Linked DNA regions of Homo sapiens: region 2 is linked to region 1. The links are chromatin contacts, found by Hi-C or POLR2A ChIA-PET in ENCODE. All regions are on one chromosome and are shown on one strand. Each heading gives the region's core, a stretch centred on a gene start or an enhancer-like site at or near the end of the contact. The rest is flanking DNA. Distances are from core to core; before and after follow the strand shown.

Region 1 (3,528 bases), core at 240-2,739:
AGCAGACAGCAACATGTTTACTACCAGCCAAGCTATGTTCCAGGGCTGGGAGGAGAGGAGAGCAGTCCAGCACTGTTCGTAGCGGGTGGAAGGAACACCCTGGACAGCAGGTGGGGTTCTGGGTGGATGGCAGGCCCAGGCTCTGCGGCCTTGCGCAAGACAGATCGCTCTGAGCCTCGATGTCTTCGTCCACAAAACAGGGGCAATGACAAGTACCCGGCAGGGCTGGGTGAGGATCAGATGGGCCTTCTGATACCCTAGAGGCACTGGGCAATGCGGTGCTGTGGCTCGCTAGGTCTTCGCCCCCATCCCGCCCCCTCCCAAAGCCCCAGCTCCAGGAGCCCCCCGCAACCCCAGGCGCTTGTCTCACCTGGCTCGGTACACAGGTAGGAGTAAAAGCCCTCTGACTTGAGCATGATGAGCAGCGAGCCCCAGCCCAGGAGGACTGCCGAGAAGAGGAGGTTCTCCAGCACGGCCGTGCAGGCCATCCACCAGCGGCGCCGATGGGCAGTGGCCAGGGTGGGCGCCATGGTGCGGCGCGGCGCGGCTCCGGCTCCGGCTCCGGCTCTGCACCACCTGCGCACAGAACTCGGCGTCAGCGGCCGGCCCTTGCCCAGCCCCTGCGGCCGCCCCCAGCAGCCCCGACCGCTGCCGCAGGGCTCGGGATTGCCACCCCTCCCCGGCCGCGGCGGCCGGTGCGCGCAGCAGAGGAAGCGAACCCCAGCCCTGCCCGGACCTGGGACACCCCGAGCCCGCGGCCGGCTCGTACCGCTGCCCTCCGCTACGACAGAGCCGCCCCGGCCAGGCAGGGAGACGTCTCCCGCAGCTCACTCCGAGGTAAACTGAGGCATGGAGGCAAGAAGGGGCTAACGCATGCTCAGGGCCGTGGAACTAGTCCTGGCCTGCAGCAGGACTGACATCGCCTGGGGCCAGCATGGAACGCAGCGTGAGGTGGGCAGGGGCAGATCCGAGGGCTGCCTCTCCCAGGGACCCTGACAGGTGCCCTCCCGCCCGCGCCCGAGACCCTTCCCCAGAGCTGGTTTCTTCAACCACAAGATCAGCGCCCAGACCTACGGAACGGCCCGCCCCGGCGCGCTCATTGGCCGGACGGCGCAGGAACTGCCGCGCCATTGGCCGCCGTCTAGGTCGCTAGGCGCTGCGGCCACGCGAACCCAGCGTGGGAGACGAGGAGCCGGTTCAAACCGGTGGCGCGAGCCAGCCGCGCGACCCCCATCTCGGGCGTTCCCCCGGCAACTCGCCCGTTTCCATGGCCTCGGACCCCCGCGCCTCCATTCCCCAGCCCGCATCTGTTCGTCATCTCTTCCCTGGCGGCCCCTCATCGCTCCATCTCTCTCCTCGTTCCCACGTTTTCTCCCTACGCCCCTTCGGCGGCCGCTTCTGCCCCCGCGCCCTCGCCCCGGCCGCGATCCCCTCCCTGCTGCAGCTCACCCGGCTCCTCCGGCGTGTGTCGGGCCCGCCCGGCGCCTTTTCTGCCCTCTTTTATTCCAGCCCTTTTATTCCGACCCCAAGAAGAAAACACTGCCGCCCGCTGATTGGCTGAGCGGGGCTGGAAACAGGCGTCGACCAATCAGCAGCCAGCCCCCCGCCCGCCCCGCCGCGAGCAGAAGCCGGTTCCGGCCGGACTCGGAGACAAACAAGAGAGATGGGGGACGGGAGGGGCCTGGGCGCTGCGGGCCGGGCCTCGGCTTTGCAGCCTTCAACCCGAGTCACAGCGCGGCCGGGAATCCCCGGCGACATCGCCCCGCGGCCTCTCCAGCGGCCTGACCCTGCGAGGCTGGGGCTCCGGCTCCGCGTCCCGGCCCCCAGCGGACTCCCCCCAGAAGCCGCCGGGCCACCAGCGCCCCCAGCCGGGCTCTCCCGCGGCCGCCCCGCCGTCCCCAGCTGCCCCCTGCGCGCGGGTCACCACGCCCAGATGCGCCGGCTCCGCACGGTGGTTCCACTCTCGAATCCCCACCCCGCCTCCTCCCCACGCAGCGCCGCCGTCCCCGCCGCCTCGGGCTTTGGGTCCTGGTTCCTCGCTCCCCCGCCCCGGTGGTTCCCGTCCCGGCGTATTCGGGGCCTGGGATCCCGGACCCGGTCCAGCCGTGGCGCCCCCCGCTGATGCACCGACCCCTTCCCCTCTCCCCGGTGGCGTCTGCCCGGTCCCTGGAAGTTGGCCCTTGGAAATCTGCAAGGGGATTTGGGGCTGGTCTGTCCCGTCCTAGGATGGGGTCTCCTGAGCTCCCCCCATCAGACTGACCTTTCTCCGCCCGTGTTCACGCACTGCTCGGTCCTCCGGGGACCCTCCACCCTTGATCGTCATCTGGGTGCTCCCTGCCCGCGCTGGCCACCTTCACCCCGTTCCCCGTCCCTTTCAGGGAAGGTCCCCTCTGCAGGGCGATGCTACGGGCCACGTCCGCCAGCTGGTACAAGCTAGGGAGGGTTCGAGGGGGCTCCGGGTCCCCGTCTGATAAGCCCGGGCTCCGAAAGCTCAGCTCCCCGTCTTCGTCCCCCGGATTCGAGGCACTAACCCGACCCGGGAAGACCCTCTGACTGCCCCAGAATCGCCTTGGTCACCCTGGCTCGCTCCGGGGGGCTGGCTTAGCACCCCAGGGCTGCCGCGCGGTGTCCACGTCTGGAATCCCAGCGGTTTGGGAGGCTAAGGTCGGAGGGCCACTTGGGGACAGGAGTTTGAGACCAGCCTGGGCAGCATGGCGAGAACCATCTCTACCAAAATAAAAACCAAAAATAAAACCCCACCACCACCCCAGGGCTGTGGGAGCCCCAAACGCCTCTTGCTCCACCTGCCCCAGTCCGAGTGTGCCCCCTACTGTCTAGAATCCGCCCGGGCCACCTGGCGAGGGCAACCTCCCCCAGACAACGCTTGGAGCTGTCAGCCTGCTGGGGGGCGGCTCCAGCTGGTAGCCTACCCGGTTCCTCACCCTGTGGAACCCTTCCCACTCCCAAGGTTTCAACTGCCATCTGAAAAATCTCTTTCTTCACCCTTCCCTCCTCTTTGAGCAGCCTGACGGCGCTGCAGGGCTCAAACATGCCTCAAATATCCCCCAGAACTGTCCTCCACATTTTCTCTCAGATAACCATACTACTACTGTCTACTGAAGTTAGATACCAAGAACCCTGTCTTTTTTCTTTTTCTTTTTTTTTTTTTTTTTTTGAGACAGGATCTCAGGCACCCAGACTGCTGGAGTGTGGTGGCATGATCATAGCTCACTGCAGCCTCGACCTCCTGGGCTTAGGTGATCCTCCTGCCTCAGCCTCCCAAGTAGCTGGGACCACAGGTGCATGCTACCACACTTGGCTAATTTTTGTATTTTTTGTACAGATAGGGTCTTGCCCTGTTGCCCAGGCTGGTCTTGAAGTCTTGGGCTCAAGTGATCCTCCCACCTCAGCCTCCCAAAGTGCAGGGATTACAGGCATGACTCACAGTGCCCTGCTGAGAACCATCCTTTCATCAGACATTTGTTAGGCAGTCGCTGTGATTCTGCCTCTCCCTCACCGCATCCCCAT
Region 2 (3,317 bases), core at 513-3,012, 590 kb after region 1:
TAAAATAAATTTGTAAAAGCCCTAATTACTACTTTTACTGAACTACACTGTTTGGGGATCAAGTACAGGAAGCTGAGAGTTCAACCATTTGTCAGCCAGGGGATGATGGGGAGAGGACCGGGGGACCTAGAGTCACTAGCAGGAACATAAGGCCCAGAGATAAGTCTCAGAACCCATGCCCAAAAAGAAACAAAAGGTCACTAACCCTGTTTTTGTTCTCAACAGCTCCACGAGGATCCATGCCATCATGGCACTTTGGGAGGCCTGTCACGAGTTACACAGGCCTAGGCTGCCCACACCCCAGCTCAGCAGAAAAAGAGAACTGCAATCCAAGTCAGACAGATCCTGCCTGGACTCTCCGCAGAGAGCCTGGAGAGTCTGACCAGCAAAGAAACAGCAATCTTCCTACCTACCCCACTCTCAATCCCCCCCACCCCAATCCAGGCTCCCGAAGAAGAAAAACAAACAACAACAGAGCAGGCAATTGCACAAGAGCTGCAGAGTGAAGGCGAGGTGGACGGCAACGGCTTCTCGGCTGTGCCCCGTATCTCTTCCCAGAACACTGATGACAAAGCTGGAGACGTTACTCACATGCTGAGCCAGTCAGCCCCTCACCCAGGGCTGGTGCTGAGAAGTCTGACTAGAAACCGGCAGTCAACGCTGACACACTCATTTATAATAAAAGGTGTATATTAAACAAACTAGTCAAATCCTTAAACAAAAAGTAAGGGCAAAATGTGACTGTCATTCTTAATTGTCCATGCAAAATCCTCCCGGTTAAATTCCATGTGTCTCCTGGACTTTGATAAATGTTATTTCTCCTCTCAAGAACATGAACAGAGATACCGCTGTCGAAGTAGCTCTCTTGGAAAGAAACCTGATAAGAAAACCTGCTATGGCAGGTGAGTGAAACCTGTGACGGACACCATTTTGGGGGATGACCAGACTGGAACATAATATTTCACTGAGGCAGAGGGGTCTGTGGTTACTTTCTGCATGCCACATGTCTAGCCCTAAAGAACTGAGGAATGCTCTCGACAGGAAAAACACAGCAGCCAATGCTGCGATACCAAAGCCACAACTCCACGGGGCCCTGGAGCCTCTCAAACTAAGCTGCCAGCTAGGGAGCTAACACTAGCTTTGGATAAAACACAGCTCTGGTACAGTAATTAATTTTTTTCTTAACTAGGATTACATTAATTTTCAAGGACTAATGGAGTCCAGCTGTAATGTGAAGAGTGGCTGCTGATGCACAAAGGCACTTGTGCGTACATTATAAACACACACACACGCGCGCGCACACACACACACAGACCTATAAAAAGGATCTACTATAACAGGATATTTTTAGTTTCTACAATGCTGCACTAAAAATACAGTCCCGGCTGATACATCATGGCAGAACTATTCTCTCTCTGTCCCTTCAGGAACAGTTTAAAACATTTATTTTTGTTTCCTTTTGCGATGGTCAGAGTAGAGAGAGAAAATAGCAACTCATTGATAAGAGGAAACGAGACAGACATGAAAAATTGAAAACTACCTAAAAACTCATGGAGAGGTTTATTTTATTAGTTCTTAATAAATATCTTGCAGATTTCCTCAGGAAATACACCAGATCACATGTAAAATAGTTTGATACTGATGTCAACTGCATCAACATATGAAGTCTATTAGGGTGAAGCCGCAGCAGGGTGATCAGCGTGCTGAAAAACTCCACAGTACTTGTGTGTGTGGGGGGGGATCTCACGGCCTTCCAAATTCTTCGAGAGGTAAAAAAGTCAGCCAAGACGCAGAGAGAGAAAGAGAGAGAAAAAAAGATCCCACATCCTGCTTTCAGCTGCCAGCAATGTGAAGTGCCCAGAGATTAATTCTACGTCTGGCCTGGAAATGCGACTTTAAAGCATGAGGGAGGGGAGTGAGGGTGGGTGGGGGGCGGCGAGGAGGAAAGAGGAAAGAGAAGGGCAGGCTAACCGAGGCTGGCAGCAGGCCACCAACCCCTTCCCAAGCCATGTTTCAATGCAGACAGAAGTAAACCCCTATAGACAGCAGCGCCTCAGCCTGCCAGGGCCTTACACCAGCTGCAGTGCATCTCGCGCTCTCCCTCAGCCCTGAGTGCAGATGTTCCCCGCAGCATCACTTCCGCTACACTTTCTTTTAAAGAAACAGCGCACACATAGAGGTATTTCTGCCTCTTCCCAGTAGGCAGAAATTTTTGGCCTTCAGGGATCTCGGGCAAGGTGGAAACTCAGATGGCAGGTACCACGATGGTAAAGCAGCTACCCCAATCTCCCTTGGAAGGGACCAACCAAGGTATCCAAGGAATGGGGTCAAGAGCATTAGTGAGGTAATAGGAATTTTTTTTACAGATTTGGCTTTCTACTGTCTTCAGAGGGAGAGAGAGAGGTCCCCACAGTTTGGGGCTAAGAAAAGGGGGGGAAAAAGTAGGCTGAAGATTTAAACCGTGATTTCTCAAAGCAGTCTACTGTAACATTACCATCTCAAAGGGATTCTGATGACTTCATCATCATGGAAGTCTTACAGAATTTTTTAAAAATATAATTCTAAGGTATTAACATTTTGCAAGGCACAAATACTTACCTATAAGACATAATTTTTTTAAATCAACAATCTGTTAATTTCTTATTTGCCTAAACTCTTTATACATTTTCAGACCTTAGAAAATCAATCAATCAATCACTGATTAGGCACCTAACTTTTTCAAAATTTCTGGCCCTTTTTTGTGAGAATAAGCATCTAATTTTGGAGTTAGCCTTGAACATTGTTAGGAATTTGCTAAAATATTATATAGTCTCTTGTCCCCATGGAGACATACTCTAGTTGAGGGATTTATGCATTTTATGAAGCTAAAATAATTCCATTTTCAAGATGAGCTAAATATTCCCTAATTGATCTATGAGGTTGTTAGTTCTTCTGGAATGCAGGAAGAGTTAGAAGAATCAGTAATGTCAAAATGTCAAAAAAAAACAAGACAACTGGTATACCCTCAAAACCTAAGTTGCTTCTTTTGAAATTCAAGTTCAAAATAAGAAACAGAATCTTCCTTTATGGGAAGGGGAGAAACACTGGCAATCAGTGGCGAACACATTATGGCAGGAAAGTTTAATTCAACAAACATTTATTAAATGTATTCCATCCACAAGGTACTGGACGTAGAAACAGGTTTGGAAATGGTTAAGTAATTTGCATAACACAGCAAGTAAACAATCAGAATTAGAACCTAGTTTTATCTAATTTCAAATATTTCTTTTTATCATTATAATTTTTAAAAATACATTTACACAATACATTATTACTAA

Evidence for each region. A loop is a pair of places that touch in the nucleus more often than their neighbours do. ChIA-PET counts read pairs that join two places held with the same protein, here RNA polymerase II (POLR2A). Pooled maps may share reads with other maps.
Region 2: a loop to region 1 is called in a pooled map, with 3 times the contacts of the local background. The contact joins the enhancer-like site here to the promoter of SLC43A2 in region 1. A Hi-C loop is called at or near these places in 1 of 168 maps with a recorded cell type or tissue (vagina) and 1 of 50 pooled maps. POLR2A ChIA-PET finds 5 or more read pairs at or near these places in 2 of 52 experiments (H1 and HEK293).

Annotation. Positions count from the first base shown.
Region 1 is chr17:1,627,345-1,630,872 of GRCh38, forward strand. It overlaps SLC43A2 (solute carrier family 43 member 2), which reads right to left and starts at 1,490. Exons shown (of 14, transcript NM_152346.3): 1 at 1,450-1,490; 2 at 371-576. The coding sequence starts at 530. RefSeq lists enhancers at 1-200, 201-738.
Region 2 is chr17:2,213,934-2,217,250 of GRCh38, forward strand. All of the region lies in intron 10 of SMG6 (SMG6 nonsense mediated mRNA decay factor), which reads right to left. Among named protein-coding and RNA genes, the nearest start is that of SMG6, 88 kb to the right of the region's middle. RefSeq lists enhancers at 1-664, 1,019-1,867, 2,230-2,439 and a silencer at 1,870-1,919. Within about 2 kb of position 1,763, at least 33 of the 41 ENCODE cell types and tissues checked have a DNase peak (open chromatin) inside an H3K27ac peak, as active enhancers do.